Regions from separate parts of the Mus musculus genome. Here region 2 is linked to region 1. Evidence: chromatin loops called from intact Hi-C (ENCODE). Cell type or tissue: left cerebral cortex. All regions are shown on one strand. Each heading gives the region's core, and the rest is flanking DNA. Links, peaks and the distances in the headings are about the cores only. Region 1 overlaps Ptpn11 (protein tyrosine phosphatase, non-receptor type 11). Region 2 holds the start of Rph3a (rabphilin 3A).

The links. Peaks named below come from ENCODE experiments on the same cell type or tissue, not always from the same donor. Only the 100,000 strongest peaks of a DNase experiment are listed, where the experiment ranks them.
Region 2: it touches region 1 in a loop (4-fold over the local background); 6 of 42 quality-filtered maps call a loop at or near these places.

Annotation. Positions count from the first base shown.
Region 1 is chr5:121,121,747-121,133,313 of GRCm38, reverse strand. Ptpn11 (protein tyrosine phosphatase, non-receptor type 11) reads left to right here. Exons shown (of 16, transcript NM_001109992.1): 16 at 1-2,781. Among named protein-coding and RNA genes, the nearest start is that of Ptpn11, 64 kb to the left of the region's middle. In left cerebral cortex, for the core only: a CTCF peak has its summit at 7,048 (motif pointing right); DNase peaks (open chromatin) are centred at 7,062, 7,543 and 9,752; H3K27ac peaks cover 911 bases.
Region 2 is chr5:121,000,490-121,012,056 of GRCm38, reverse strand. Rph3a (rabphilin 3A) reads left to right here and starts at 2,519. Exons shown (of 22, transcript NM_011286.3): 1 at 2,519-2,819; 2 at 2,958-3,073. In left cerebral cortex, for the core only: no CTCF peak of the experiment used is centred there; DNase peaks (open chromatin) are centred at 4,791, 5,373, 5,668, 8,116 and 3 more places; H3K4me3 peaks cover 5,755 bases; H3K27ac peaks cover 5,876 bases.

The DNA of each region.
Region 1 (11,567 bases), core at 2,202-10,201:
TCATGGCTGAAAGAAAGGCCCTGGGAACTGGTGTGTGAAGTCTTTCTTCTGAAGATGACTCCTTGGCTGCAGGTGTGGACAGAGAAGCTGTTCTGGGCAAAGTGACCATGTTGTCTCTGTACTGGAGTATTAGTAAGATCCCGGGGTGAGCGGTATTTGGTCCTCACTTGTTCCTGACCACCCCATTCCCGTTCTTCAGTGCAGCACATCTGATCTGGGTTGCATGAGCCCCCACTGTCCTGTAAGGGTCACTTGGGAGGTTGGCAACATGGTCAGAACCCTGGGTGTCTGCTTCAGGGAGGTGTTTCCCTGTCTCTTCTCCTGGGTGTCTGAGTAGCCTTACGAGCAGGGTGGCTGGACCCTTATGTGTCCCCCAGGGTGAAAGCCAGAAGTGGCCAGGTCTTCTTCAGGCGCAGGCCTGGAGTGACCATGATGACTTCTTCCGTGGCTGCTGTGAGAGAATCAGGCTCAGCCCAAGGTGTGAAGTCCTATGCTCTGGGGCCACCAGTCAGACAGCCCCAGCCCGTGGCATAGAAGCAAGTGGCTGTAGTTAGCAAGAGCCCAGGCTGCTTATAGTATCTGGTGTAAACTGTGTGTCGGATGGGAAATGTACAGCAGGTCTTCTAGAAGCTTCCGAGCCCCGCACGTGTGCTGCAGCGCCCACCTGAGGACCTGGTGTGGTCGGGTTGGTGGTGTGTACGTGGGAGCCCATCCCTGAAGCACCGCTGGGGTGGGAAGGCGATGCTTCCCGGGCCTTGGCTGAGTATGAAGAGCGGCAGTCCTGGCTAGGCCTCCTATCAGTTCCAGTCAGCCGTGTCTGCCCTAACCAAACAGCAGGATTTGCTAATGTTCTGCCGTAAGTGCCTTCTCCAGAGATGTCCCTCTGCCCAGTGTTGATCCTTGAGAGCACGTTTCAGCGAGAGCTTCCAGATGTGATGCTCGTGACCAAGCAACCGCACAGTCTCCACTTGATTCTTCTTGCTTCCATTCCTGAAAGGAAGAATTGGACCTGCCCTGCAGCTGCCCTGTCTGGGGCCTCCTGCTCCCTGGCAGCCTGAGGTAGTTGGGGAGCACAGGGGCCACCATTTTCTTAGAGCATGTGCATCGATCCTGGCCCCTTCTCCAACTGAATTCGATTGCTTCAGAGCACAGCATGGCCTGGTGGGAATGTGGAGACTGCTGTCTTCTCCGAGAGTTTGTAATGAGATCAGTTCAGCATTCACAGCCAGGATCCCAGATCCTACTCTCTATAGCACATTGTCACAATGAACTGTGTTGGGTTGGTGGTAATGTCTAGACTCTGGACTTGGAGGGCAAAGTTTCTCACCAGCACACAGAGGTTAGCTGAGCTGCTGATCTCTCAAGCTAACATTTCTACTTGCAGCTTGAGATCCTGGAACAGAGACCTGCCCTTGGCCCCCTGTGTTCGGTACAGCAAGTGTTTTCCTTTGGATTCCCCCCAGAAGCCAGCCAGCTGTCATTCCAATAGGGCAACAGGAATCCCTAGGTGTCCCAGATCTGTCAGTGTTATGGAAGGTGGTTGCAGGGTCTCAGCTGTGTGCTGTGCGGTGCGGTGTCTGGGAAGATGAGGTATGGGAGGTGTGGATTTGAGACAGCGAGAGTGGAAGTTGCACAGGTGGCTCATGAGCAGGTCAGAGGCACAGGGCCAGCATCGAGCAGGCTGCATGTGACCCGAGTCTCCCCTCACTGCTGAGCCTTTAAATCAGAAGTATAGGATTTTTCTATTTGGGGAGGGGGTGGGGTGGGGCATTGTCTAGCACATGGTATTGGTTTCTAGAAAGCTATACTTGAGAGTCGTAATGCTTGTCACATGGGTGTGCAGCCTTCCTGAGGCCCCAGGTTGCCTCTGCCATTGCAGCTGGTGCCTTTCTAATGGAAGACTGGGGTTAGGAAGTGGTGCTGTCAGCAGCTCAGAGGTGCTCAGTGTTGTTTCTAGGGGTTTTGGTGGGAGTCCAAGAATATAAGCCTTGTTTCTGGGACAGGACTGGGGCAGATGCGCTCGGGAAGGAAGCACAGGCAGAAGTGTGGGCTCGTTCTACATTGTCCTAGTTTCAGACGCCTGTCTCAGGGTCTGTGCTAGCCCACTGCTTTGTTGAACCCTTTCCCTTTCTTGGAAGGAAGCTCCCGAGTAGAGCTCACTGCATCCCCAGTCACTAGCAGCTGTTGCTCTTGTGGGGTGTTGAGGGCACAGGAAGCAGAGAGCAGTTCCTGTTGGTGCTGTAGAACCTGGCTGTGCATCCAAGTAGTTTTCACAACTCCTCTTCCTAAACCTCAATCATGGGATTAATAATATACCTGTTTATTTATGACCTAATTGTGACTCTGATTAATAAAAGCTGGTGGGAAAGGCCCATCCAAGAAGCCGATGGCCAGACTCACACTTAGCTTTCCCACAGCGTATGAAGCATCCATCAGGCAGAGTATTAAAGAAATATAATATTTTACTGATAGACCTGTCCTTTAAAAGGAACGTGTTTTTGGGTGTCATCATTTTGGTGTGAATCATGTAAGGGTTGGCTGTTTGCTGTTTAATACACTTTAGTGTCAAGAGACGCACTCAGCTGACTTTTTGCCCACGCATATCATGTAGTCTGGATTTTTAAGCGACATTAACAGAATAGTTTGTGTAGAGAAACCTCAAGTTTCCCCAGCTGTGCCATGAGTGTATCTGCATATACTCTGGGTATTGTCAGAGGCAGTGGATTTGTGAGCTGTCTGGAACTAAAAATTAGAATAAAATCATTTTCTTGTATTACAGTATTTGTCATTTGGTCTGTTGTCGTGTGTGGGGAAGGAGTGGTGGGAAGAAGTGGGACGGTGGCTCAGTTGGCCCGTCATCCCAGGTTCTGTGTGGGAGCCACAGAACTGCAGCGAGTGGCCTCTAAGGACAGGCAGGAGCTCTGCCCAGAAGGACTTGGGAGGGAATAAAGACCCAAACTGTGGGAGTGACCAGGACACAGGGTTGGCTGAGCAGTGTTAAGGTGTTTATGCCGAGGGACAGCACTGCTCTTGGGAACCTTGGTGTTCCCAGGACGAGTCATGTTCAAAGCAAGGGTTCTGTCTTCATCACTGAGCCCGCCCAGCAGTACAGAGAGGCTTCCTGCTGCTGAGCCGTGCCCGCCCGCTCTAGGCCCCCACCCTCCGACCTCAGCGTGTTCTGGACAGGAAGAAATCACTTCATGACCACCCAAGTAGGTACTTGTTTGTTCTCTGTTGGAGGGGAAGGCATTGGGGGTACTTACACTATAACATGTCATGGGCCTTAGGGTCTAGCCCAGGTGCATCATGAAAATGATGCAATCTACCCAGGCATGTGACTCTCCAGAAAATACAGATTGCCTTTTAAATGCAAGGCTGTGAACCATGCCAGACAGGTGAGCAATAACCAAAACCACCTGACATGGTACCAGTTAGCCAGGAGAAGCATGCCCACTCCTCCCGGGCCACACGTCAGAGGGAGTTAATGGGATGTTACTACTGAAGGTGCCTGAGGGGGCTGAGACCTGATGGGGTGAGGAAGAGCAGCCGGGAGACCTCAGAACGGGCGACTCCTGGCCCCTTTGCCTTAGTTCACATTCTCCTGAGATCCTGGGCTGTACATGGTGGGCAGTGTGACATCCTTTTAGAGCCGCTGTGAAAGAGCCTACTGGTGTTATGCCCCTCCAAGATGAGCAGGTGAGAGCAGTGCTTCCCCGGTGGAGACACGCTCAGTACTTGTCCTTGTCTCATTCAGTCCCAATGGCAAACCAGAGTACAAGTTCATCAGAGTTCACTCTGGGCGGCCAGTGAAGTACTGGGCACCTTACAGAGTGTGGCTGAGGGGTGACTGGCAATGTGGGTGGTCCTGGAGTCCACACCCAGCATGGGTGATGGCTCTGGATAACTGCATAGATGGAGCCCCAATCAGTTACCTTCCTCAGCCTTTTGTACCCTAGCAGCTGCTGAGACCTTGAGGCCATCTCAAGTTAAGAGCTGCCAGTGGAAGGCTAGGGAGACTGAGGGCGCTTCTCACGCTTTGCCTCTGAGGGAGGTTCAACAATCCATACAGAATCCACATGTGAGGGACTTGTAAGCAGGCTGATCCAATGAAGATGGCGGCTGTTTTGCTTGAAGGGCCAAATTCTACAGCGAGGAGGCCATGGATTAAACTAGGTTGCCATTCCACAGAGAAGTTCCTGGCCCAAGTGCCTGCTGTGTGGTCCCATCTCACTTCTGCTTGGTGTCCTTGGTCCTGGAGCTTACACTGCAGATGCCCCTCCCCTACCTAGTCCAGATTCCAGAAACTGCATTTGCTGTGATACACACCTTGACTAAAGACAGCTTGGAAAGGAAAGGATTTATTTGGCAGACAGTATCTATCATCAAGGGAAAACCAAGGCAGGAATTCCAGGAGCTTGAAATAGACACCGTAGGAATACCATTTACTGCTGCCTTGCTCTCTGTTCGCTCTCTGGCTTGGCCCACCCCCCACCTTTGCATCCCTAGCCTAGGGATGGCACCACCCACAGTAGACTGGGCCCAACTATAGTTCAGTCTGCCCACAGTCCAGAATGACAGAGGCAATTCCTTAGTCGAGGTTCTCTCCTCCCAATTTTGTCAAATCACAGTTACCACAGCTTTTTTTTTCCATGTCACGTGAGGCCCAGCTAAATATTTAATATCCCGAGTACCATTCTGATCAGAAGTATGCATACTGCGGAGGACGGGGGGAAATGATGAATGAGCTCAGGGTGCAGTGTGATGGGGGCTGTGGAACCTAATGTTCTGTAGCACGGGAGGATGATTGTGGCTGACAGCAATTAATGGTGTATTTCAGAATAGCTAATTGCAAGGATTTGCGCACTCCCTGATGTGAAGAAATGATGATAATGTTTCCTATGATGGCAACGCCGTTTGTCTCAGTCTGACCACAGTGTCTACCAGACTGAAATGTCACTCTGACCCCAGGAATATGTAAAAGAATGTCATGTCTTTTAAATCTAAGAAAACCAGCAAACCAAAGGTTGTAATCCTGGGAGGTGGAGGCAGGATGGGAGTTCAAGGTCTTCCTCAGGCAAATCGAAAGTTACAAGGGGGGCTGGAGAGATGGGTCAGTGATTAAGAGGTCCTGAGTTCAATTCTCAGCAACTACATGGTGGCTCACAACCATCTGTAATGGGGTCTGATGCCCTCTTCTGGTGTGTCTAAAGACAACTACAATGTACTCAAGTATATAAAATAATTCTTCCAAAAAAAAATATAGTTACAAGGAAGTAACCCTATACTTCAAAGCCTGTTTGCAGTTCAGGGACAAATGCTCTAATGTTTCCTCTCCCTGGGTAGAACATGTTCTATTTTGCTTTCAAACAATCTCAGAATGTGGCCCTGGCTGTCCTGGAACTCACTTTGTAGACCAGGCTGGCCTTGGACTCAGAGATCCACCTGCCTCTGCCTCCCCAGTGCTGGGATTAAAGATGACTGCCACCACAATAGCAGAAACAGCAGCTTTATACTGAAATTATGATAATTATACTGAAAATAATTTGGGGTTCAAATCCTCTTCAATTTAGCAAAGATTCAGTCCCGAGACAGGTTAGTGTTCCTGCCTTTGAGAGGCACCGTGCAGCTATGAAGATGTGAATATAGATTCTGTCACTTGGTTGAAGTGGGAGGTTCCTGGGCCAGGGAAAATGCCCTCAGCAGAGACTTTGGGCTTAAAAGAGGTGGTGCGGAAGAGAGGAAGAAGTTCCTGGCGGTCCCTTCCTCCCTTTCCAACTCTAGCTGCGTTGTCCTAATCCACTGCTATGTCAAGAGGGCTAAGAGGCAGGGGTACAGGCATGTGCTCAGAGGGACCTTCTCCTGTGACCCACAGAGTTCAGCTTCCCAGAGCAGAGCCAGGCAGAGGATGATGGTCTTGGGGGAGGCTCACTGGACCCTCCCAGCTAAAGAATGGTCACTCTCTTCTGGACTGTGGCCAATTCGGTCTCAGGACCCACTTCTGCCCTTGATCAGTTCTATCTGCCCTCCCTCCTCTTCTTTTCCTTGCCTCCTTTCCCTTTTCCCTTTTCCCTTTTCCCTTTTCCCTTTTCCCTTTTCCCTTTTTTTCCCTTTTCCCTTTTTTTCCCTTTTCCCTTTCCCCTTTCCCCTTTCCCCTTTCCCCTTTCCCCTTTCCCCTTTCCCCGTTCCCCTTTCCCCTTTCCCCTTTCCCCGTTCCCCGTTCCCCTTTCCCCTTTCCCCGTTCCCCGTTCCCCTTTCCCCGTTCCCCGTTCCCCTTTCCCCGTTCCCCGTTCCCCTTTCCCCTTTCTTTTCCTTTTCTTCCCCTAACTTTGGGACCAGGTTCTCATATAACCTAGGCTGGTTTCAAATTCACTAAACAACTTGAGGGTGAATCTAAACTCCTGATCCTTCTGTCTTTATTCCCCAAGTGGTGGAATTACCATTACCGGCACGTAATACCACTCCTGACTCCAAACTTCCTTTTGTAGCTCCGAGGGTGGAACCCGGGGCCTTGGACAAGTGGCACAAGCAATCTGCCATGGAGCAACAGCTCTAAGTGTGCAGCTTTTTGAAGCTGCTAGGACACCCATTTGTCCTCTGGTACTTTGAGAACAAATGTACAAGCAGATTTGCCTGTGGAGGTAAATGTTCTTGAAAATCATGGCCAATCCTATGCCAGTTCGTCTGGAGGTGAGGGTCTGAATTCTTATTTTACACAGTTAAAATTAATTAATGTTTTGAGACAAGCCCTCACTATGTAGACCAGGCTGGTCTCCAACTCTGCCTGTCTCTGCCTCCTGAGTGTCATGGGGCCCAGCTTATTTTATTTTTAAAAAATTTATTGCAGGTGGTGGTGGCGGCTCGCACCTTTAATCCCAACACTAAGGAGGCAGAGGTGGGGAGATCTCTGTGAGTTTGAAGCCAGCCTGGTCTACAGAGCTAGTTCTAGGACTGCCAGGGCTACATGGAGAAATCCTGTCTTGAAAAACAAAATGAAAAAAATCATTTTAAAATTTCATTTATGTCTGCCGCATGGCTGCAGTACCTGTGGAGGCCAGAAGAGGGCTCCAGGATCCCTTGAAGCCAGAGTTACAGGTGGTTGAGGGCCACCGTGTAGTTCTGGGAATCACATCCCATTGTTGCCAATGTTCTCAAACTCTGAGCCTTATTTTATGTTTTACATTATTTATTTGTGTATATGTGGGTGGGGGTGGGGAACACATATGTGCTATCACATGCATGTGGAGGTCAGAGGACAGTTGGTGGGACTCAGTCCTCTCCTGCCACATGAATCTTGGGGACCAAACTCAGTTCAGCAGGCTTGGTGACAAGCTCCTTTGGCTTTGGAGCCATCTCGTTGGCGATCAGATCTGAAGCCTACTCGGTATCCGGGCTCACAGAGCAGACAGGGATCCAAAGACAGTATTGAAATAAAACCAAATAAACCAACCAAGGCAGGCAACCTCGCAGATGCCTGGGAAGCAGCTTTAGATATTCTTAGACACCACACCAGCGTGTGGAACCCCAAAGCACTTGCCAGATCCCTGTAACCATTGGAAGAGATGGCAACGGAAAGAGGAAGATGCTGGAATTAGTCTTCTCGGGAGCTGCGAATGTCTGAGCCTTGACAGATTTCTAGGCTCAGAAGAAAGTCGCGTCTGTCTTCATTCACAGAGCTTCCGCTGTTGCTGTCGGCATACTGAAGCAGGTCCCACATGGCACCTTAGGTGCCTTCTTTCCTGTGCTGGGGCGTGGCAGCACCCCTACCTCTAGCTTCTGCTGCCTGCACATTGGGAGAGCATGGGGTAGAAGTTGCAACAAAGATCCTTGATTACGTGTTTATGTTTGTCCCCTGAAGGGTAGAATGTGCCCTGCATTTGGTGACACGATGTTCAGGGACATGGGATGTCCTGGTGATGTCCCCTACCCCAAGTCATGGGCTGTTGACCTGGTTTACAGTTCAGGTATGGGGTCTGGAGAGATGGCTCAGCAATTAAGAACATTTGCTGCTCTTCTGGGGGACCAGGATTTGGCTCCCAGCATGTCTGTAACTTCAGGTCCAGGGAGTGCAATGCCCCCCTTTTCTGGCCTTCTTTGACATTGTGTCTGCACAGTATGCATACATAGATGCCGGTGGAACGCCCAAACCCATAACTTTTAAAATCTGCTATAGTATCAGGCATGAAATTGCTCTAATAGAATGGATCTCTTCCCCTCCTCCCCTCCCCTCTTCCCCCTTCTCCCCTCCCCTTCCATCCTCTCCTCCTCCCTTTCCCTCCCCTGCTCCTCCCCTCCCCTTTCCCTCCCCTGCTCCTCCCCTCCCCTTTCCCTCCTCTGCTCCTCCTTTTCCCTCCCCTGCTCCTCCCCTCCCCTCCTCCTCTCCTCCTCCCTTTCCCTCCCCTGCTCCTCCCCTCCCCTTTCTTCCTCTGCTCCTCCCTTTCCCTCCCCTGCTCCTCCCCTCCCCTCCCCTCCTCTCCTCCTCCTTTTCCCTTCCCTGCTCCTCCCCTCCCCTCCTCCTCTCCTCCTCCCTTTCCCTCCCCTGCTCCTCCCCTCCCCTTTCTTCCTCTGCTCCTCCCTTTCCCTCCCCTGCTCCTCCCCTCCCCTCCCCTCCTCTCCTCCTCCTTTTCCCTCCCCTGCTCCTCCCTTTCCCTCCCCTCCTCCTCTGCCCCTCCTTTTCCCTTTCTAACTGAAAGCTCCCCTTTCCCCATCCTCTGCATCTGCTTCCTCTTCTTCCTCCCCCTGAAAGGACAACATGAACCCCATTTGTCTCCATTTAAGGACCAGCCCTGACTTTGAAAAGAAGGCTCTGAGACACCAGCTCCAGGAACAGACCATAAAAACCAGAAACAAGGTCATAAAACCCCCTCTCTTAGAACAGCCTGGGCATAACCACAAAATGGGGAAATATCTCAGAACGGGCCATGTCATCCTCTGGTTAAACGTTCATGACCTAGGAATGCGACCACTGACCACCTGTGACCCCCCTTAGCACCCACCAGTGAAATTTTAGATTACCTAATCCTTCTGCAGAGTCCCCCTGGTTCCCCATAAGAAGGCCTGCACTCCTCATTTGGAGAATGGTTGACCCCTGCATGTTGGATGTTTCTGCATCTCTTTGTCTGCATACTGAGTCTGGGGTCTTCCTTTGGCGATTTTGGATTCTTACACCCCTTCCTTCCTTCCTTCCTTCCTTCCTTCCTTCCTTCCTTCCTTCCTTCCTTCCTTCCTTTCCTCCTCTTCCTCCTCCTCCTTTCTTGGTAAGCTCTCATTAGATAGCTCAGGCCACTCTTAAACTTGCCATTCTCCTGCCTCAGCCTCTTCAGTGCTGGGATGACAGGCTTATACCACCATGCCCAACCCTAATTCTTTCTAGAGACAAGGAACCCAGACCCTGAGAGGAGAGCTAAGTGGCTCACTTTCTGCCAGAGGCAGCTCTATCAACTGGTTTCATTCCCCCTCCTTGAGCCTGGCAGTTTTTAAAGTGTGTGTGTGTGTGTGTGTGTGTGTGTGTGTGTTGGGTGTCAGGAGCTTGGTTTTTCAGACAGGGTCTCTCATGGGCCCAGAGCTTGCCCAATGGGCTTGCCTGTTTCTGCTTTCCCAGGACTGGGCTGGGCAAGGTCCAAGTGACCGGAAGATGCTGAAGCAACTTCAGGTAGGGAGTGGCATCCCTGCTTGCTCCAAGGCTTTAGGAGCCTCTGCCTGTGTTTTGAGACCTCTTCCTCCTATGGTCTCCTCCACCCCCTTTGGAGCAAGTTTGCCCCTCTGAGAGGACACTGTTTGCATAATCTGAATAACGATTTTGCATAATAGCAGCTGGCGTGTGAATGGTGCCAACGGCTCTCTCTCAAGATTATTAATCATCCATTTTTCCATCCAGTGTGAGCTAAGAGGATGGGACAGAAAACATTTGCGAAAGACAGAACCAAATGGAGGCTCCCACCCAGCATTCCTAACAAAAACTTTGTTTTGGAAATGATTCTCTGGCCCGGTGAGATGGATCAGCAGGTAAAGTCACTTGCTGCCAAACCAGATGACCTGAGTTTGAGCCCCACATGGTGAAGGGATAGAATTGTCCTGTAAGTTGTCCTCTGACTTACACACACACACACACACACACACACACACACACACACACACACACACACGATCAGGCATGAATGTGCACACACACATGTATGCATGCATACATGCACAGAGGCAAAGTTAATAATATGTAGCAAACCAGGGAAACCATTGGCTTTTTGACTGGGCACAGTGGAACATGTGTGCTATTCCAGCACTCAAGGTGGAAGCTGACCTCAGGTGCTCATGCTTGCTTGGTAAGTTCTCTCGACTGAGCCTCTCTCAGCCTGTACGTGTCTGCTTTTTTTTTTTTTTTTTAATTCCAACATAAATTTTTTTTTTGATTTGGGAATTTCACATTATGGACCCTGATCACACTTTCCAGTCCTCCTGCACCCACCCCCACCCTTTAACTCCCCCCCCCCAACCAAAAAAAAAAAAAGAGGAAGAGGAGGAAAAAGAGGAAGAAAAAGAAATCCAGTTTCTCTTGTCCATATACTCACTGGAGCCTGGTCAGACTCCTGGTGGCCAACCCCTTAAAGAAAACAGAGTCCTTCCCCACCTGCACCCCTGCCTGAAGCCACCGATTACTGAGAGCTTCACTTCAGCATCCATATCACAGTGTTTAAGAGATCTCGTCCATGGCTCTCTAGGCTGTTACTTTCTTTCTGAGCATGGGGTGGGTTGTCGCAGAAGCCTTCTGTGTCCCTGTTTCTCAACTGAGTCTGCACCCAGTCAGCCACTGCAGAAGGAGCTTCCTCGTCTTTACAGTCAGCAGGAGGCATGGATGACGGCGTGGTCCGTGAGCACTCACATAGTCTCCAGTGTCAGCACATGCCACAGACCTCAGCCTGGTCTCTGATAGCAGTCTAGAGCGCAGGCATCACTCAACACAGCCCTCTGCAGTTGCAGGGGCCATGGGCACCAATATGGTCCCTGGCAGTAGCCTGGCCCACAGTGTCTGCTGTTTTAATGTGACTTGGTGGGTCTGACTGGTGTTTGCCTTGGTGTTACCACTTGGGGTAGCAGAGAGGAACTGTGGATGGGATTGACAGGAAGCAATGTGTCCACCTCAGTCTCCTGTGTCCTGCCCTGGCAGCCACGACTAAGCCGCAAGAGCTTTTTGGACTTCAGCTAGAAGCCATTAAGAAAGGTAGGACATAATTACCTATCTTATTTATATATCTATTATTTATATCTATCTATCTATCTATCTATCTATCTATCTATCTATCTATCTATCTATCCATCTTTGTATCCTACATGATTGGCATGTGCAAAGGCCCTGGGGCAGTCTGAGCCTTTTCAGTAGACAAGAGGCTGTAGCTAGTGGTGTGTTTGTGTGTGTGTGTGTGTGTGTGTGTGTGTGTGTGTGTGTGTGTGTGTGTGTGTGTGAGGAAACAGAAGTGAAGAGAAGGACTGAGGCTGGGCATCCAAAGGAAGGCCAACGATGGATCAAGGATGGTCCTGGACTGTGACCCACCTTGCTTCCACTATCCTGGTCCCAT
Region 2 (11,567 bases), core at 2,313-10,312, 120 kb after region 1:
AGCATCCAGTTAAATCAGGCTCTATAGGGTATTTTTTTTTAACTCTTGCTTGGGAGGTTTAGAGGACCTGATTGGACAAGAGGATGATAAAGACACAGATGTTGCAGGCAGATTTCCTCTCCTGTTAGCTGCTGCCTGGCTGTGCGACTTTGGGGGCTTTCCCCTCTTCCTCTGGGTTTCTCCTCTGAAGCTGGACGGCTTAACCCCACTCCATGTCATTATGAAGACACAAGACAGTAGCTGTGGCTGGACGGGACACACAGTAGGTGTCTTGGCATTTGGTGGTTCTGTTTCTTCCCCAAAAGAGCTGGATCTGAGCCAGGGCTTTGCAGAATACATGGTTCTCATGGCCGAGAGGCCACGCTGGGGGTGAGAACTCCTCAGGATCCAGGGGCTGAGACTCTTACAAGACACTTGGGTTCTAGCCCCTTAATCAGCACACAGTGTGACTTTTGACCTTCTGAGAGTCTCTTGAGTGTTTGCTCAAATGTTTGTTGAGGGCTTAGTGTGTGCTGGGCTTGAGTAGGTTTGAGAACACAGGCTCTGTATCTGAACGTTCTTCAGCTCTGTCCTCCAAATCTGCTCACAGGTCTTTGACTAGAAAGACTCTCCAAGCCCCTGGGTCTCTTCTCCATTGGTGAAGTGACAGGAATGAATGTGTGCCATTGTCTCAGCTAAGAAAAGACTCAGTAGCCGTGCAGTGGTGGTGCATGCCTTTAATCCCAGCACTTGGGAGGCAGAGGCAGGCAGATTTCTGAGTTTGAGGCCAGCCTGGTCTACAGAGTGAGTTCCAGCACAGCCAAGGCTAAACAGAGAAACCCTGTCTCAAAAAACCAAAAAAAAAAAAAAAAAAAAAAAAAGCAGTAAGGTCTCAGCCCCCAAACTGTAAGATTCTGTCGAGTGGTCCTGCAGGGCAGACATCCTAGTGGGCACACTTTGGAATCCCAGCCCTGGGTTTGATCCCCATGACTGTCACTCACTGTGTAGCCTCCAGCAAGGAATGGAATTTCTTGGTCTTAACTTCCTTATTTATAGAATGGGAATGGCAGCCACCACAGAGGGGGCACAGAGACCCTCAGATGAGACATGCAGAGCTTCTGGAAGGATGTCTGGAACATAGCAGGTTCCCAATAAATAGCTGACATCACCACAGCTATCACAGTCAGCATTGTGATCATTATCTGCACCATCACCACCATCACCACCACCACCATCACCATCACCACCACCATCACCACAACCCCCACCAGCAACCACCAGCACCACCCCCACCATAATCATTGCCACCATCATCATGATCTTCATGCTTTCATTATCACCCAGATGACCACCACCACCGTCAACACCACCATAGCGATCATCTGTAGAGCCAAGCTCCAAATGGTCTCTCAGATCCTGGCAGTCTGAATCCTAGCTCTCAAAGGGAGACTTTAGTGGCGAAAGTAGTGACTCACCCTGGGCCCTCAATGGGAAACTTTACATATGAGTCCCCAGTGGAGAGAGGAACACCCCTCACTTGGCTGGGAGGTTCTAAACAGCCCTTGGCTTCTTTTGACTTTGCCACTCTCTCTCTCTCCACCGCGGGCATGTTCTTGTAGCTGGCAGCAGCAGCACACACTGGGGATCCGGGATGCTGGTGCCATGGGAACACATTCCCACTGTATATCACCCCCCTCTCTGGAGATTTATTTCCTGTGTGTAGTGACTTTACCTCGGAGAGCCAGTCTGGTTTGGGGAGATGGGTCTTTGGCAGAGGATCATGTCTGCTCTGGAACTCCTAAGATTTCCAGCTCCATCCCACTCAAACCACACGCTTGCACCAGCCTCGTCGGCTGTCAAGTCCTTTATCTTCGCCAAAACATTTGAATCAGAGGGTGGGTTATAGATCATGGAATCAGAGCAGCCCCTAGTGTGGGCTTTCTTATCGCTACCTTAGACTCATTCTTTCTGTCATTAGGAAAATGTGGTGGCCGTGTCTTCAGTTTGCAGATGGGACGTGGAAACATTAAGTGCCATCCCCAGGGGTGCATGGGGCTGGCCCAGGCTCCCTGAAACCTGTCAGATGTGGTTGTTTAAACAAACCACCATCCCCTTCAGGCACTCCTGTTTTTTGTTGTTTTGTTTTGTTTTTTAGCCTTGTTTTTTTCCTGCAGTCTTCTGAGCCTGAGTTGCAGACTTCAGCAGCAATGTGGATGATCCTGGAAGCCACAGGGAGACGCACAGGTACCTGTGAAGATCAGGGATTGTTATAGCTCATTTGACAATATTAGCATAAGTATGCAGCGAGGTGGCCCATATGCAGTCTGACAAAATCGTCCTGGTTCCTCTACTCTGGCCTCTCCCTTCCTCTGCTGCAGGGATCCAATAACTTCCCCTGTTCTGCCTGGGGTTAGTGGCCGCCCTTCCCCTCCGCTTGCGTCCTGGTGCTGTCCGTGGTACTGACTGCCAATCCGGATCGTTCTGGGGCGCCCAGCCTCCCCTCCTGGCCTCCCACCTCTCCTCCCGCAGGCAACGCGGCACAATGCATCGCGGTGGGAGGCAAGCTGGGCTCCCCTGCTCCGCCGGGAAGCGGCTGCCCCTCCCTCTGGATCACACAGGGTTCTTGCAGTAGGTGACAGCAGGATCGGGCACCAGGGAAGCAATTGATTCGTCTCTTACCCGCATCCCAGAGTTGCCTACGCTGCCCAGAGAGGGAGAGAGGAAAGAGAAGAAGGGAGAGAAAGAAAGAGACTTACAAAACCTTCCATGTGGAGTAGTCTGGGTGATTCGCTGCCCACCGCTGCAGACTCTAGCTGCACTTAGTTTTCGCCTCTGACGGGGTATTTCTTTTTTGTCTTTTTTTTTTTTTCCTTTTTGTGTGTGTATGTGTGTGCATGATTTAGGGGAATGTGTTCGTGTTGGTGCCTCGGTTTTATTTTGGGAAGACCGGGAGAGTCAAATGCACAATTTTCTTTCAGGCATATCTGCTGTTCTTTCAAGCCAAGTCGCTGGGACTTAACACCTCCCCCCCCCCCCAGCAGGGAGTTGGCAAGAATTTGGCTCCCGTATTCTGCTGCAATCCTCTACTGTCCCGGTGAGTGACATTCTTTGTGGTGGTCCCGCAAACGGACTAGGAGATCTCAGGACCCTAACTGAGATGTGCATGCATGAGCTAGGGAGAGGGAAGCAGGGAGGGTAGGGCTGTTGAGAACTGAGCATAGTTCTTTGCCTGTATTCTGTAGGCTTTTATCAGCAACACTCCGGAGGCAAATGGGGTTTTAGTACAGTGCCCAGGGAGGAGGCAAGTGTGTGCCTGCTCAGGCGAGTGAGCAGGAGAGTGGCTTCTGCCCAGCTTGTCCTCTTTGCAGCAGAACCTGAGGAAAGTGATTGGCAGCTCTCGAATTAGTTAACCCTTCATGGCCTGTATGGCACACGGGGCCTCTGAGTGTTTGGAGTTGGTGGGTGGGCATCTTGGCCCCAGTTGGGAGAGTCAGCTGAGCCTGGAATGTTAACCCTTGCCTGGGCATCCTGGACCAGCATTTGCTTAGGATGGGGCTCAGACCGGGCTCTCCGCCAGGGCTGGCTGAATAATTGAATTGTGGTGGGTTCTGCAAACTCAGCTGTCCTGAAATGGGAGAGCGGGGATCCATGAAAGAGCCACCTTTTCTCTTGGCATGAATGGTCAAGCAGTCAGCTGCCTGCCGAGCCGGGGATGCCGAGATGGGATTTTACAGGTGGTGTCACCTGTAAGAGACTGGATGGGGGGTATGTATGTGGCTCTGTCACTGAGCTCACCTTGCCATTGAGAAGGGGGCTATGACATCCCAACCCCAGGCCCCCAATTCCAGGACAAGCTGTAACCCCTATACCAATTTCTTTCTCTGATATCCCAATGGGGGTAACCCCATACCAACCTGTTAGTGAGTGGGAAGCAGAGGTCCCTCACCACCCAATCCCGAAGCTCATGTTTAATTTTAAAATGCTTTTGCCAGTAATCTGTGATCTATGGGAGAGGACTCAATTCTGCTTCCTGCTTTAATTACTTCCTACCTTTTTTGGGGAAATGAAAGTCTTTATTTTTAGCACTTCGATCCACTTCAGCCGTCTCTATCCACTGGAATTTCTTCAGGAAGTTGAACTTGGGAGGTAGGAATAAGACAAGGCTAACCCTAGGGACTGGCATGCTGGAAGTGTCAAGAGGGTCACCCAGCCCCAGCCCCAGAGCCATGAGGGGCCCGGGGAGCTCAGGGTATAAGCCTATGTGGGCAGGACACAGGAGGAGAGTGTAGGTAGCCTGGTGGTTAGCGCCAAGGAAAGGGTCCCCTGAAACCTGGCTGCCAATCTGGGGTGACCTTGAGGAATCCGCCTCCATGGGAAGCCATACATATGAATAGAAAGTGAAGAAATCTGGCTTGCTCAAATGAGATGCTGCAGGCTTGGCCATGGGTGATACTTAGAATACTGGACTTTCATGTTCTTTGGTTGGAGTAGACTGTGGCTGGACATTGGAACAGGGGGTTGGGAGGGGGTTGAGGTTCACTGTTGCAACGAGAGTGAATCCTCCCATTGCTGGGCTGTGGGGAGGCTGCAGGGCTTGGAGGGTTATCAAGGGAGCCCGGGGCCCCCAGGCAGTGTCACAAATACCGTGGGACATTTCCCTGGTTAATTTCTAGTATCCAGCCCTGCAGCACAATACAGCCCAGGCCCGGGGTGTCCAGACACGAAGGCTTCCTGGCCATCCATCTCCCTGCCTCCTCGTCTCCCTCAGGGTGGCCGAGAGCCAGGAGCCTGCCTCCTCTCTGTCACATCTGAAGTGGTGCATTGGGGTGCACCAGTGAGAGAACCTTCCGGAAAGACTCTTGGGCTTGGAACAGGGCCCTTGAGTCTTGGTGCTCTCTTCCCTTTCTGGGCCTCAGTTTCCCCATCTCTGCAATGAGTCAGCTGCTCTGGGTGACCAAGGCTCCTTCCAGATCCTCAGGTCTTCTTTACAGCTGCTGCTGTGGCAAGGGGCAGCCATACTTTTAGGGAGAGTTACCGTCGTTGCCCTCCGATCCCACTTTCGGGGGACACCCAGAGAAGGAAAGCACCTTGTCTAAAGCCACACAGCAAGTCATGGCGTAGCCCTCTTGGAATCCACCTTCATGGGTATCAAGGCATTCTTTTACCCCTACATCCTGGTAGACCCCACTTCTCATCCCTGGCCTGGGGCATAGAAGGGATGGATGCCCTCCAAACCTGTCCTGGTCTGGGAAGCTGAACTCTGGAGACAGATAAGGTTAATCCTTGTAAATGGGGCTTCTCCTATCCCATCAGCATGGAAGAGAGGGGGGTCCCAGTAGCTCCTGCTGCTCTGTTACCTCAACCACTGTGTTTGATTTGTGTTTGGGGTGGGTGGCTGCTGGGGGTGTGGCTTGTAGGACATGGACTTATATAGGACACAAGCGTCTTTATTAACACCTTTTCTGTCCTGTACCACTTACAGACCATGGCTTTCTGTCAGTCCCCTCCCCCCCCGCCCCCCTCTCCCCACACCCAGCCAGCATATGGTCCTGCCTTTTCCTGCAGGGGCCTGGGGGCAGGGTGGTCTTACAGGCAGACAAGCTGGAGTTGAGGTAGTAGGGTTTATTTCTGTTAAGAGAGCTGTGGCTGAACCTGGATAAAAATAAACCCCGGGACCCAGTAGTGGTGGGTTGGAGCTGAAGCATCTGAATTATTCAGCTGCCACCCAGGATGGAGAAAGGCTTATGTGTTCAGGGGACGAGGAGGAGGAGGAGGAGGAGGAGGAGGAGGAGGAGGAGGAGGAGGAGGAGGAGGGGACTACACTGCAGATACAGTCCTCCCTTCCTGTCACCTGCCCCGCCTTCCAGTCTAGGAACTGCAGTATGGTCACTGGAGCTGTGTGATTTCAGGCAGGTCCTGAACCTCTCTGAGCCTCAGTGCCTCCTGTTAGGTGTGTGATGGTGAAAACAGTATTCTAGTTTAGACCACAGGCTAGACCCTGGGCCCTGGAGACGGGTCAGCTTAGATCTAGGTTCTAGCACTTTCTCTGTGTGTGGTTGCCCAGTCCTGGACTTTACTTACCTCGTCTGTCACACCCCTCATGACGGTGGTGACAGTATTAGGACAGTTAAGAGTTAATGCATGCCAGCTGCCTAGCTGTGAGGCTGACAAGGAATTAGCAGTGGGGAAACGACCCTGTCTTGGGGGTGGGGTGTGTGTAATATTGGCATCAGTAACAGCAACACTGCTCACACTGAGGCAGAGGGCTGGATGAGGGGGAGCCTAGAAGGACTCCTCAGTTCAAAACCCAGCTATGAGACCCAGGAGGGAGCAGACAGGCTTGCTAGGGGCAGGGAGTTCTGAGGCCTCAGTTTCCCCATCTGTAAAGTGGACACAATGACCTTCTCCCTCTAGGCTTTAGATATTCCAAGCAAGTCCCAGGTCATCATTCAGGGTGGTCCCAGGAGGGTTAAAGGACATCTGTTACCTCCAAGGTCTAAGGCTCCCTTGGCTCCGTGAACCCCAGAGATTTTGCTGAGTCATCTCATCCTATAAGCTCAGGGCTGGGCTTTTGATTTTCTTCCTGCTAGGAGTCACTTTACCTGGCCTGGTATTCCTTCCTCATAGGCCTAAGATACTACAAGGTGAGACCCTTAAGGGCTAGGCTGACCTGTTGTGTCAGGGTGAACACAGCAGGTTCTTATCACCAACTGAATGGATGAATGAATGAATGAATGAATCATCGGATTGGTGAAATGTTAACTGATTGACTAATGGAGGGGTGAGTCTGAGAGTGGCCTTTAGTCAATGTTCTAGTCAGAGGTATGTATGCAGTATACAAACACTCCATTAGTGTTTGTTGAGTGTGATGTCATTGATGGGGTTGGAGGGATTTTTGTTCTCATCTCAGATCCGCTGCAGGCAGAGCCCTCTTCTCTTGCCAGAAACTCACTGCTGCTGATTCGTTTACTGTGTACGTGTGGTATACCCGGCACCGGGTCTCTGAGTGCTAGGACAAAATCCCATTTCCTTTAGGGTCTTGAGTAAGGTACGGTTTGGGTTGGGTGAGGGCACAGAAGGGGGTCTCTGCCCTGCCCGCTTGAAACACCAAGTACATGAATACCTGGAATTCTCTGCTGAACTTTAGCCCTTTGCTCCCCAAGTATTGACCAAGGGGCAGATGCTTCTGGGGTGGGTGGAGAGTCAGTGCCGCTGGATGTAGTCACTTAGATGATAGTAAGAAAGCCTATGCCTTCCTACCTGGGAGGCAGGCTTGGGTTTGGCAGCAGAAGAGAAGTTTGCATCAACCAGGGGCTTTGGAGGCAGCAGAGACTGAGAAAGATCAAGGGTGCTGGCTGTGTCCTGCCGGGTGACCTGGGAGGGTGGGAAGGGTGCTGGGTACTAAACTTCCGTCGTTGCTGCACCACGGAGGCTGAGGAGCCTGGATGGGGGCTTGGTTCAGTCTGTGATTCATAAAGTCCCCTTGTAAAGTGTTATCAGGTGTTTCTTGATCCCCCAAACTCTTAAATGTGGGCACCTGTGTGTTCACACACCACAGGGCCCTGAAGGCATTTTTTTTTTTAAGAGTACAGAGAGAGTACTTGGGTAGATGGAGCTTCTGGCACTTCTGGTGTGTAATGAGACTTGATGTTCTCCCTGAGGTCTGGCCTCTGTACCCAAGAGGTTGAGCAGGACTGGAATCTGGAGCAGGCTCTACCTCCTGTCCCCCACCATTTGCTTTCTTATTCTTGTCTCCATCCCTGCTAACCTTGGGGGACTCTGGGTTCTAACATGGCACCAGGCCACTGCCTGCAATGTCACCACAGTTTCCTTGAAGCCATTGTCCTGCCGTCATTAGCGTTAATGATATAATGCAGGCTGAAATCTCATTGCACTGGAGCCGCAGCCGCGGCTGACTGTGCCTTAGTGAACCAGCCAGAGAGCAGGAGATGGGGCCTCAGGAAGCTGGGGTGTGCCCGCCCCCCACAATTCACCACCGACAGGGCTCCTCTCCTGGCATCAAGCCATGTTTGTGAAGAGTGAGCGACGGAAAGAGGAACTCTCTTCCGCCTCAGCTCCCGCCTGGCGCTTCCAGCTGCCCGATTCTTTCCTCTTTTTTTCCCCTTCGCTGCGTCTCCACAGTGACAGGCAGAGACTTGTGAATGAAGCCACTTTCAGCAGCACGCACCTTACATAAGTGGCTTTTCTGTGCCAGCCGCTGATGGCAGGTGGCGGGTGTTTGGGGGGCCGCTTGGAGCAGAGATGCCCTGAAGTTAGTTAGAAGGCAATTCAGGGCAGCCGCAGGAAGCACCTGTGTGGCTAGCTCTGGCCATGACCAGCATCTCTGCCCTCATCTTCCAGCTGTCTGTCCTTCCTGTATCACTGTGGTATGGTTTGGAGTGTCTGCCTCTGTCTGCTTGCCTGCCTGCCTATCTGCCCTTCACTTTCATCTTCTTTCCCTCTCTTTTAAACTCTCCTTCCTCTTCTTCATAGGCTCATTTCCCTCACCTTGTTCCCCCCATCCCCGCATCTTTCTCCCTTCTCTTACCTCTTTCTTCTAGCCCCCTCCCAGTGCTGGACTCGAGTATCTTCTGCTGTAGATACACAGCCATGATTGTGAAGGTCCTGGGGGCTCAACCAACCTGGCTTAGCCTGGGGCTTTCTGTGCTCAGATCAGCACGCAGACCAGCTTTGACAAGCTAGTCATCGTACCTCTAAGCCATGCCTGCCTGAACCATAGTGAGGCTTTCCAGAAGTCTGAGGTTCTGTGCTCTCAGTGAGCTGCCCTCCTACTAAGTGGGGCACACTGGCTTCGGAAGCTGTCCCCAGACTTGGCATCCTGCTACTTAGGTGTGCAGAGCACAGTGGTCCATCCAGGGGTGTGAGCCGATTCCCTCCACCATCCGGCCACTACATCATTCCACCACCGGTCGACAGGGGAACAGGGAAATTCCAACACAAGGTACTCTGGGTCACATTTCCCTGTGGGACTCTCAGACAATTTGGGGATCCACGACTCTAGGATGGGTCTCAGTCTTATGTGTCTGGCATGTTCCCATGTGGCACTGAGGCAGCTGATCCGGGACCCACACTTAGATGGTCACTGTTGCTTTTACAGAGTTGGACAGTGAAGAATAACACGGAAGTTGGGAGACAGTGAGCAGAGCCATGCTGGGTCTGGGTCAGGTAGAGGCAGAGGATCTGGGGGCGGGGTCAGATGTGGGTATATCTTGCAGCTGTGTGGAGGGGATCGGAGACCATTCCAGGGACGGCTGTCCTTGGTAGATGTCCAGTGGCTGTGATCTTGGGGATTTTAGCTCTGGGGGAGAAGGGCCTCCCTGTATGTAGGGGCCAGTGGGGTGTAGCAAGACCAGCAAAATGTGCCAAGTAAGAGACTTACTGACTGTCTGAGGGCTGCAGGTGCCCACTGCATGCGGTGAAGGCATAGTCCCCTCTCTACAGAAGATAAAGTGGCTGGGAGAGGCCATGTTCATTGGTCACCAGATGAAGGGCAAGAGAGCTTAGTAGAGGTGGGAAGGCTCCTGGAGGTGGTGATGCCCTGTGAGGTCTGGTGTGTCTCATTAAGTCATCTCAGAAATCTGATGGTGAGGACACAAGGCACAGACCTCGGGACCCCTCATCCCACTCTGGGTCTGCCTGTGGCCCCTAGAGTAGGCTAGACCAATTCTCAAGAGAACTAGCAACTAAGGCCAAAAGTAAGACCGGGGGCTAGCCAGGAGACAGAGACAGACCAGCAGGTCCTGCCTCAGATTTGCCTGACTGAAGGGACCATTGCCGTCTCCGTCCACCTAACTGTATGGTGTGTGTATGTGTGTGTGTGTGTGTGTGTGTGTGTGTGTGTGTGTGTGTGTGTGTGTTAGAGTTCTCTAGAGGAACAGAACTGATAGAATACACACACATACATGGTGGGAGGATTTGTTAGAATGGCTGACAGGCTGTGGTTCAGCTAATCAAACAATGGCTGAATGACTGTCTACCAATGAAAAGTCCAAGAATTCAGCATTGATTCATTCTGTGAATGTCTCAGCTGGTCTTCAGTGAGCTCTGGATTCCAGAATCCCAAAGAAGTAGGCTCTAATGCCAATGTGAACCGTGCTTGTCCGTGAGGGCGAGCAGACAGAGACCAAACACCCTTCTTCTGTGTCTTTATATCGGCTGCCAGCAGAAGGTGTGGTCTGGATTGAAGGTGGCTTTTCCCACTTCAAATGATTTACTTGAGAAAGAAAATCCCTCACAGGTATGGCCGGCCATTTGGGTTTCATTTCCAGATGCAGTCACATTGACAACCAGAAATAGCCACCACAGTGTCCATCCGGCCAGGATGCCTGCCTGGGCTTTGTCTCTATCCTTGGCTAACATCTGTAGAGGGGTCCAGGAAGACTAAATAGTGGCCAGGGAGAGGGTGGGAGTGGGGTTGGAGATTCACTTCTAGTGGTGATGACAGAGGCGTGGCCTTGCCCCTCCCTTCTCCCCAATTGTCCTTGGGAGATGGTGGTATTTTACAAAACAGCAAGATCTTGTGTAGCCCAGCCTCACACTTATTACGTAGCTGAGGACGACCTTGAACCCCCAAACCTCCAGCCTCTGCGTCTCATAGGCCAGGCTTACAGCTGCCAATGTCTACCAGCCAAGGCCTGAGGGCTTTTTTGTTTTTGTTTTGGTGGGAGCCCAGTCACTTCTCACCCTCATTTCCTGAGATATGCCTTCAACCCCAGTGAACCTCCTTCCCAGTGGTATATTTCTCCATTATTCTCTTTTATCCCCTGACTCCACTCCCCTCCCTTCCTGGGCACTGATGTTCCGTGCTGTCACTGCTAATGGTCTCCCTTTGGGTGGCAGATGGATGCTTCGAACATGCCTTTATACTTACGTAGCCGGTGTTGCGCTGGACGGCTGGTGGCTTCTCACTCTCCTGTATCATTCTCTGCTTCTACTCTTGCTGGGCTCCAGGGTGTGAATCCTCCCAGTTTCTAGTATGTTTAATTGTGTGTGTGTGTGTGTGTGTGCGCTCCCATGTGTGGATTGTACCCTGCTCCTTGTATACCTATGCCCCAGCTCCCATTTCCTGCCAGCCCATCATATTCCTGAGATTTCCTTGACTCACTGACTATAACTCCTTCAGGACCCGGAAGTCACTGGTTTGATTTTGGTTATTTTGTTTAGCAAGCACTGGATGCCAGCTTATGATGTTAAGCCCGGGGCATGTGGAAGAGGCAGGAGATTATCTGGGGGCTGGAGCTGGTTTTGAATCCCAGTTCTGTTACCTAGTGGCTGTGTGGCCTTCAGTGAAGTGAAGTTCTCTAAGCCTCAACTTCTCCTGTAACGTGGGGTAGAGATGATAATATTCATTTTATAAAGTTAAGCGGTGAAGTAAGATGGTGTGGGGTGCTCTTTGGGTTAGACATCTGTTTAGATGTTGATAGTTTGCGTTAGCCACCTTTCCATTACTGTAATAAAATAACCCGACAATAAACTTAAAAAGAAGAAAGGTTTCTGGTAGCACATAGTTCTGGAGGTTTCAGCCCCCTTGTTTTTGGGTGTAACTTGATCAGAGCACACAGTTGAGC